2 separate regions of the Homo sapiens genome follow, and region 2 is linked to region 1. Evidence: chromatin contacts called from ENCODE Hi-C or POLR2A ChIA-PET data. All regions are on one chromosome and are shown on one strand. The core of a region is the stretch at or near the end of the contact, and the rest is flanking DNA. Distances in the headings are between cores, read along the strand shown. Region 1 has its middle 19 kb from the start of SLC9A7. Region 2 overlaps ELK1 (ETS transcription factor ELK1).

Region 1 (4,793 bases), core at 1,192-3,691:
TTTTGAGGTTTTTGGACTCCGACTGAGCCACTACCGGCTTCTCTCTTTCCTCAGCTTGCAGACGGCCTGTCATGGGACTTTGCCTTGTGATCGCGTGAGCCAGTTCTCCTTAGTAAAGTCCCTTTCATATATACATATGTCCTATTGGCTCTGTCCCTCTGGAAAACCCTGACTAAACAGTTACTGTGGCAGGCTGGGTCCCTCAGAGGCTGACACTGAGATGGAGTTCGGGATGCAAAGTGTTTATAAGGAAGGGATAATACCTGTGAAAGAAGGATGACACAGGATTGGGCCGAGCGATGCTGAGCGATGCCGAACGATGCTGAAGCAGGTCTGATGAAGCCTTAGCCAGTCCAGCAGGGAGCTCTGGAAGTATTTTCAGTCAGAGTTGTCTCAAGGTGGGTGTTTACAGCTCTGCCTCACACAGTCATTGGATGTGGGTTGTATAGAGAGGGTATGACTTCAAGGGAGATGGCTCTCCCCACCAGAGGCAGCCCCAGAAGAAACTGACAAACTGGAGCTGGAGCTATCTGGCGACTGCAGTCCCTGCAGCTGTGCAGCAAGTCCTTCCCTTGAGGGGGATCCGGGTGGTGCATCTCTGTGTCTAGTGCTGTTACGAAGGATTATTATCATTATTATTATATGATGCTAAACAAGTTTGAGCTGAGTTTCCTGGCACTTGAAGCCACAAAAGTTCAAACTAATACAGTAATTGTTTTCATAGCCAAATTCCCACTGTGATTTGACAATGAGACTTGAGCTATCAAGTTCTCTCAAAACTGCCAAGAAGGTTTGTTTCTCGAAAGAAATGGACATTTGCAGTTATCCACTGAAAACGCTGGACCTACAGGAGTATTAAGAAAATTAGTGTAGGCTGGGCAAGGTGGCTCACACCTATAATCCCAGCACTTTGCGAGGTTGAGGCGGGTTAATCACCTGAGGTCAGGAGTTCGGGACCAGCATGATCAACATGGTGAAACCCTGTTTCTACTAAAAATACAAAAATTAGCCCGCTGTGTTGGTGCATGCCTGTAATCCCAGCTACTCAGGAGGCTGAGGCAGGAGAATCGCTTAAACCCGGGAGGCGGAGGCTACACTGAGCCGAGATCATGCCACTGTACTCCAGTCTGGGCGATAGAGTGAGACTCTGTCTCAAAGGAAGGAAGGAAGGAAAGGAAGGAAGAAAGGAAGGAAAGGAAGGAAGGAAGGAAGAAAGGAAGGAAGGAAGGAAGGAAGGAAAGCAAAGCAAAGCAGGGTATTCTGCTGATAGCCTGTAGTATATTTCAAGAACACTGCTTTAACATATAGGGAAGATTTTGATATTAAAGATGTGTTTAAACACTGAAGTGATCTACTAATGTAGTAAATATATACTGAATGTCTATTATGTCCTTTATGTATGTTAAGTCATTTAGCCTTCATTAGATAGTGAGATAGGTACTATTATCCCCATTTTACATATGAAGACAGTGAGGCACAAAGAAAGTAAATAATGTATCTAGGGTCATACAGACAGTTCATGGTAGAGCCCAGGCTTAAACCCAAGCAGTCTGGCTTTAAAGCTTGTGCTCTTAACCATTATGCCACAGCTTCTTTAAAATAATTTTACTAATTTCTTTAAAAGGTCTGCCGTCTAGATTACAGGCGTGAGCCCCCGTGCCTGGTCTCACTGTCACGATCTCCAGGCTGGATTGCAGTGGCACCATCTCAGCTCACTGCCACCTCGACTTCCTGGGCTCAAGCTATCCTCCTGTGTTGGCTACCCAAGAAGCTGGGACTACAGGCGCGCACCACCACGCCCAGCTAATTTTTGTATTTTTTGTAGAGACGTGGCTTTGCCACATTGGCCAGGCTGGTCTTGAACTCTTGGGCTCAAGCGATCCTCCTGTCTTGGCCTCCTAAAGTACTGGGCTTATAGGTGTGAGCCACCATGCCTGGCCACATTTCTAAATTCATATTAAAGCAGATTAAAAAGAAGAGTGCCTAAGGAAGAACATCATCTATATTTACTCTCTAGCCATGGAGATAACAATGTTTTCATTTAAAAAATATATATTGAGCATGTAAACCAAATAGTATCTGAGACAGGTCTCAATCCATTTAGAAGTTTATTTTACCAAGGTTAAGGACATGCCCGGAGGAGAGGAAACAGAGAATCACAGAAACAGTCTGTGGTCTGTGCCTTTCTCCAAAGATGATTTTGAGGGCTTCAGTTTTTAAAGGGGAAAAGCAGGCTGGAGGGGAAAGAGGGAGGAGGGTATGATATTCACATGTTGCAAGAGAAAAGGAGCAGGTAGGGGAAGAGTCAATTATGTATTCGTCTCTCACTCAGTAAATCACTGTACATAAGATAAGGTGAACACAGAGTAGCTACCTGCAGAGATATTTAACCTTTTATCTGTAGCTATCAGCTTAGGAACAAAGGGAAAGGCAGCTTCTGGCATGACTCAGCTTTCAGCTTCATTTTTTCCTTTTGGCAGTGAATTGGTGTCCTGCGTTTTTATTTTCCTTTCACAAGCCGCTAGAATCTGCCAAGCTCTTTGTGGGGTAAACAAGACAGATAATATTTCTGATCTCAAAGCTTAATGTTAATGTAATGGGAGAGACACAAACACACAAATAAGCCAAACCAAGATAGCAGCAGATTGTGAACACTGCTGAGAAAGAATTAAAGAGAGCGCTGTAGTAGTAACTGGCAGGGGAAGAGGCGCATTGAGATAGGGTCGACAGGAAAGGTCTCTTTGTGACAGTGATGTGTAAACTGAAACTTGGAGGCTAAGAAGGAGCCAGCAGAGAGGCAGGCAGAGAGATAGGGTGGTAAGATATTTTCAGCCAAGGGAACAGCACGTGCAAAGTCCCTGATACAAGTTCCCACACAAGAAAAACATTGCCCCTACTATTTTTCTCTGCCACTTAAAAACAGTACAAATTTTCGCTCCCTAGAGCAACAGTAAACTGCTACCCACAGGTATCCCTTCCACTTCTGTTGTTTTATTTCATTCATTAGCAGATAATGATGTTTTATGCTTATAACTATAAAGGCTGTGCAAGCAAGTAGAAGAGGTAAATCTCAACACAATGATATGATCTGGTCAGATTGACCATCAGCGCTGCCTCTCACACTCATCTTCTAAGCGATGCTGTTACTGGAAAGGGATCCTGATCCAGACCCCAAGAGAGGGTTCTTGGATCTTGCATAAGAAAGAATTCAGGGTGAGTCCCTAGAGTAAAGTGAAGCCAGCTCTATTAAGATGCTGAGGCAGATGGATCACTTGAGGTCAGGAGTTCGAGACCAGCCTGGCCAACATGGTGAAACCCTGTCTCTAATAAAAATACAAAAATTAGCCGGGTGCGGTGGTGAGTGCCTGTAATCCCAGCTACTGGAGAGGCTGAGGCAGGAGAATTACTTGAACCCAGGAGGCAGAGGTTGCAGTGAGCCGAGATTGTGCCATTGCACTCCAGCCTAGGCAACAAGAGTGAAACAATCTAAAAAAAGAAAAGAAAAAGAAAGAAAGAAAAGGAATAAAGAATGGTTACTTCATTGGCAGAGGAGTGGCTTGAGCTACTCGACTAAGGATACTTATTGTTACTTCTTGATTATATGCTAAACAAGGGGTAGATTACTCCAGAGTTTTATGAGAAAGGGGTGGGCAATTCCCAGAGCTGAGGGCAATTCCCCTTTTTAGACCATGTAGGGTAACTTCTGGATGTTGCCATGGCATCTGTAAACTGTCATGGCGTTGGTGAGAGTGTCTTTTAGCATGCTAATGTATTATAATTAGCATATAATGAGCAGTGAGAACAACCAGAAGTCACTTTTGTTGCCATCTTGGTTTTGGTGGGATTTTGCTAGCTTCTTTACCTCATGCTGTTTTATCAGCAAGGTCTTTATGACCCATATCTTGTGCCAACCTCCTGTCATCCTGTGACTAAGAATGCCTTAACCTCCTTAACAAACCCAAAAATGCTTTAGTTAAGGCATTCTTTTTTTTTTTTAAGATGGAGTTTCGCTCTTGTTGCCCAGGCTGGAATGCAATGGCACGATCTTGGCTCACTGCAACCTCTACCTCCTGGGTTCAGGCGATTCTCCTGCCTCAGCCTCCTGAGTAGCTGGGACTACAGGCATGCACCACCATGCCCGGCTAATTTTGTATTTTTAGTAGAGATGTGGTTTCCCATGTTGGCCAGGATGGTCTCGAACTCCTGACCTCAGGTGATCTGCCTGCCTCAGCCTCCCAAAGGGCTAGGATTACAGGCGTGAGCCACTGCGCCTGGCCTAGTTAAGGCATTCCTAATTAAGAATGCCTTAATGCAGCCCAGTATGGCTCAGCCTTATTTTACCCAGCCCCTATTCAAGATGGAGTTGCTCTGGTTCAAATACCTCTGACAATGCCATCAATCTCTTCATCACCCGAGTCAGAACCAGAGGACCCAGCCAATCCCCAAATGATCACTGACTTCTCCCAACTCAGTCTCTCATCCATCTCCATTGTCATTAATTCAGTTCTATTCCTCTTACTTATTTCCTTCTGAATTATAAAATGTTACTTCCTAGCTGGTGTAGTGGACTGTAGAGATGGCCACAAATAATTGCAGCTCCTTCCATCAAGAAATGGAATCGGCTGGGCGTGGTGGCTAATGCCTGTAATCCCAGCACTTTGGGAGGCCGAGGCAGGCGGATCACAATCAATCCTGATCAATCCTGATCACATGAGGTCAGGAGGTCGAGACCAGCCTGACCAACATGGTGAAACCCCATCTCCACTAAAAATAAAAAAATTAGCCGGGTTGGT
Region 2 (4,793 bases), core at 1-2,500, 860 kb before region 1:
CCCCTGCTGCTATACATGCCGCCCCAGGGGACACTGTCTCTGGAAAGCCAGGCACACCCAAGGGTGCAGGAATGGCAGGCCCAGGCGGTTTGGCACGCAGCAGCCGGAACGAGTACATGCGCTCGGGCCTCTATTCCACCTTCACCATCCAGTCTCTGCAGCCGCAGCCACCCCCTCATCCTCGGCCTGCTGTGGTGCTCCCCAGTGCAGCTCCTGCAGGGGCAGCAGCGCCCCCCTCGGGGAGCAGGAGCACCAGTCCAAGCCCCTTGGAGGCCTGTCTGGAGGCTGAAGAGGCCGGCTTGCCTCTGCAGGTAAGGACTGGAATATAGAAATTCAGTAAGAGGAGGCAGTAAAGAGGAGGGATGTGTAATCCCCGGATGACGAGGGAGGCTGGTAGAAGAGACATAGCTGTCCCGTTAAAGGAGATAATGGTGGAAGGAAGACATCCTCTTAGAAGGAGGGGTGGGGCAGAGAGCTACACAAATCCTGAGACAGAAAGGGGAGAATACTGTGCTACAGTTAGTAGCTGCCGAACATGTAGGTGCCTGGAATATGTTTAATGCACTGGTTCTCGCACTCTAGTGCTCATCAGAATCACCTGTAGGTCTTGTTAAACCACAGATTGCCAGGCACACCCCCAGAGTTTCTGAATTTGTGGGGCTGGGGAGGGGCCCAATAATTTGCATTTTTAACTTGTTACCAAATGAGGCAGATATTGCTGGTCCAGAGGAAGGTAAATTTTTGAGAACCACTGTTTTAATGAATGAGGATGGTATCCCTCAGATTCCTACCCGCTTCAGGTTGTCTCACCCCAAGTCCCCTGTCCCATAGGAGGACCTGCCCCAGAGGAAGCCCTACTTCCTTGACGAAGTCCTATGTCCTGTTGGAGGACTTGCTCTGATGTGCAGTCATGCCCTGAGTACCAAGTGCCACCTTCCCGGGGAAATCACTGGGTGGCCCACAGGAGAATCCTGTGGTCCCAACAATCCTTACACACCCTCTTTGTGCCTGCTCCTCTACCAGGTCATCCTGACCCCGCCCGAGGCCCCAAACCTGAAATCGGAAGAGCTTAATGTGGAGCCGGGTTTGGGCCGGGCTTTGCCCCCAGAAGTGAAAGTAGAAGGGCCCAAGGAAGAGTTGGAAGTTGCGGGGGAGAGAGGGTTTGTGCCAGAAACCACCAAGGCCGAGCCAGAAGTCCCTCCACAGGAGGGCGTGCCAGCCCGGCTGCCCGCGGTTGTTATGGACACCGCAGGGCAGGCGGGCGGCCATGCGGCTTCCAGCCCTGAGATCTCCCAGCCGCAGAAGGGCCGGAAGCCCCGGGACCTAGAGCTTCCACTCAGCCCGAGCCTGCTAGGTGGGCCGGGACCCGAACGGACCCCAGGATCGGGAAGTGGCTCCGGCCTCCAGGCTCCGGGGCCGGCGCTGACCCCATCCCTGCTTCCTACGCATACATTGGTGAGTGCCTGCGGAGGGGTGGGGTGTGTGGGCGCCAGCACCAATGGGATTGGCATGTGGCGGGTGACTGACAGGAATCAGAGGAGGGTGAGTGTGGTTGTTCCTGAAGAGGGTGGAGCCTTTGAGTGTGATTGACTGGGCTGATGCTGGCTGGAGGGATGGGGTTTGATTAGTGAAGGGCAGGGCTGGGGACTTTTGTGGGTGGGACCGAGGGTCTTTCTGTGGGACTGTTTCTAGGTTGGGGTGTGGCTTAAGGAACCTGAGCAGGGCTTTTTGGTCTGGGATGTGCATATGGGGTTTCATGGGTGGGACATGAGTTGGAAGTTGACCCTGAGCTGTTGGGATGGTGACTTGAGAGGTTTGAGAGCAGCATTTGGATAGGGTCTTGTGGGTGGTCTTGACCAATGAGGTCTCAGCAACTGAGGGTGGGCTCTCGGGAGTGGGGAGTGGGGGGTGTCTGCAGAGTTTGAGAGATCATAGGCATGGCCTCCATGGTTACCATCTAGGTGTGTGCACTTTGGGGAGTGACCCTGGGAGTGTGAGTGGGAAATCTGTGGTGGGGCCGGGACCAAGTCCCTTCCAGCATCCCACATCTACTTTCTACTCACTTGAGCTCCGACCACCCTCTCCCCACAGACCCCGGTGCTGCTGACACCCAGCTCGCTGCCTCCTAGCATTCACTTCTGGAGCACCCTGAGTCCCATTGCGCCCCGTAGCCCGGCCAAGCTCTCCTTCCAGGTAGGATCCTCTTTCCCCGTTTTGGACAGGGTGAGAGACCCAAGAATGGCCCCCATCTGTGACCTCTCCCTCTTTTTGCCCCCAGTTTCCATCCAGTGGCAGCGCCCAGGTGCACATCCCTTCTATCAGCGTGGATGGCCTCTCGACCCCCGTGGTGCTCTCCCCAGGGCCCCAGAAGCCATGACTACTACCACCACCACCACCACCCCTTCTGGGGTCACTCCATCCATGCTCTCTCCAGCCAGCCATCTCAAGGAGAAACATAGTTCAACTGAAAGACTCATGCTCTGATTGTGGTGGGGTGGGGATCCTTGGGAAGAATTACTCCCAAGAGTAACTCTCATTATCTCCTCCACAGAAAACACACAGCTTCCACAACTTCTCTGTTTTCTGTCAGTCCCCCAGTGGCCGCCCTTACACGTCTCCTACTTCAATGGTAGGGGCGGTTTATTTATTTATTTTTTGAAGGCCACTGGGAGGAGCCTGACCTAACCTTTTAGGGTGGTTAGGACATCTCCCCCACCTCCCCACTTTTTTCCCCAAGACAAGACAATCGAGGTCTGGCTTGAGAACGACCTTTCTTTCTTTATTTCTCAGCCTGCCCTTGGGGAGATGAGGGAGCCCTGTCTGCGTTTTTGGATGTGAGTAGAAGAGTTAGTTTGTTTTGTTTTATTATTCCTGGCCATACTCAGGGGTCCAGGAAGAATTTGTACCATTTAATGGGTTGGGAGTCTTGGCCAAGGAAGAATCACACCCTTGGAATAGAAATTTCCACCTCCCCAACCTTTCTCTCAGACAGCTTATCCTTTTCAACCAACTTTTTGGCCAGGGAGGAATGTCCCTTTTGTTCTTCCCCCTGAGAAGCCATTCCTTTGTCTGCCAACCTCCCTGGGGTCCTGCCTGTTTCCTCCCAATGGAGGGTTTTTTTGGGGGGTGGTCCCCGTCTGGGGGGCCCCTCCAGCCAGTACTCCAGGTCTCCCTGTCTCTCCCCCGCTGCCATTTTGATAGTATAATCTATTTTTAAATGGGGCTTTTCAATAGGGGAGAGGGAGTCATCTCTTCCTATATTTGGTGGGGTGGGTGGGAAGGAAGGGATTTGGGGGGGAATCTTCCTGCCGCCTCCCCCACTCCAAGTGTTTATTTTTGATACCAAACATGAATTTTCAGTTCCCTCCCTCCCAGCCCCCCAATTTCCTGCGGGCGGGTACAAAGGACCCTTTCAATGTCCCTGGAGTTGGGAGGGAGGAATGGGGGACATAAAGCCTGTCCTGTCTCTATTCTAGGCAAGAGAGAGTGGGTTCAAAAGACTCCTGGGCTCACCTGTTAGCGCTGGCCCAGCCCAGGCCTTGGGACCTGGGGGTTGGTGATTTGGGGGACAGTGCTACACTCGTCTCCACTGTTTGTTTTACTTCCCCAAAATGGACCTTTTTTTTTTCTAAAGAGTCCCAGAGAATGGGGAATTGTTCCTGTAAATATATATTTTTCAAAGTGATGCTGGAGGCTGCTGGCACTTTTTCTCTGATGTTGTCAGGACTAGCTGAGCGTGACACGCATGACTGTGTGTGGAGGGTGTGAGGCAGAGGTCGATTGTGAGAGAAACGGTGTGATGGCGTGTGTGAGAAACAATAGTAGGGACTGCATATCGGTAACCATGTGTGTGTCAGAGACGTGGAAAGCTGTGATTGTGTGTGAGAGTGTGCAGAAGTTGTGACCACAGACTTTTGATGGTGTGTCTATGTGGGAAATTGTGGCTGTGTTTCAGAAAATAACTGAGCCTGGATGAATAGTCAAGGTACTGTACAAGAACCTGTGATGGTATGCACAAAATAATGTCTACGAGAAGGGAACGGGGACTGCAGCCCTGTCACTGTTTGATGGCGAGCAAGACAGACTGGGTGACCAAAACCACATGTGAGAGACTACGTGGGCATGAAACTACAGTAGAGGTTGTCAGGGATTGTGGCAAAGATTGTGTAGGTGACAAACCTCACTGTAGGCGACTCAACGTTTGAGAAATAGATGATGTGCAAAACTGTTTACTTGAGGCTGTAGTGTCAGCTAAAGCTGTAAGACTGTATGGGTGCGAACTTGATTGTACGGGAGAGAATGGCTGGGAGACCAAACCAGTGACCGAGACCAAAGATACAAGAAGGTGCAATTGTGTGTACGAAAGCAGGCGTGAGAGACTGCAGCAAAGACTGAGAAAAACGAATGGCTGTGACTGGGAGAGTGTGACAGGCTGTGTGTGTGTGTGTGTACACCTGAAACTAGTTGCAAATCGATTTACCATTACTACCACAGTCTATCCCACAGGTTCAGGGACTGTGAGAAAGTAGGAGAGAAAATGACGGTGAGCCGGACGGAGCCACTGACATGGTGTGAGAGACCACATCACTGGGCATGCAAGGGAGAGGGACAAGGAACTGTTTATGAGAGACTTGGCAGTAGCAGTAACTGGAAGTCAGAAACTGTGGGAGAGGAACTTGACAACTGAGTGATGTCAGAGCACCAGGGGGTCTGTGAAACAGTTCATAAGAAACCATAAATCAGGGGCCATACAAAAGAGCTGAGCAAATGAGACATGCCAAGTGACCACGTGA

Evidence for each region. A loop is a pair of places that touch in the nucleus more often than their neighbours do. ChIA-PET counts read pairs that join two places held with the same protein, here RNA polymerase II (POLR2A).
Region 2: a loop to region 1 is called in a map of posterior vena cava, with 14 times the contacts of the local background. The contact joins two enhancer-like sites. A Hi-C loop is called at or near these places in 1 of 168 maps with a recorded cell type or tissue (posterior vena cava). POLR2A ChIA-PET finds 5 or more read pairs at or near these places in 1 of 52 experiments (activated B cell).

What each region holds. Positions count from the first base shown.
Region 1 is chrX:46,775,984-46,780,776 of GRCh38, reverse strand. No RefSeq gene overlaps it. Among named protein-coding and RNA genes, the nearest start is that of SLC9A7, 19 kb to the right of the region's middle. Within about 2 kb of position 2,441, at least 3 of the 41 ENCODE cell types and tissues checked have a DNase peak (open chromatin) inside an H3K27ac peak, as active enhancers do.
Region 2 is chrX:47,634,413-47,639,205 of GRCh38, reverse strand. It overlaps ELK1 (ETS transcription factor ELK1), which reads left to right. Exons shown (of 7, transcript NM_001114123.3): 4 at 1-311; 5 at 1,024-1,455; 6 at 2,092-2,193; 7 at 2,279-3,685. The coding sequence ends at 2,377. Among named protein-coding and RNA genes, the nearest start is that of CFP, 6.9 kb to the right of the region's middle. Within about 2 kb of position 1,250, at least 5 of the 41 ENCODE cell types and tissues checked have a DNase peak (open chromatin) inside an H3K27ac peak, as active enhancers do.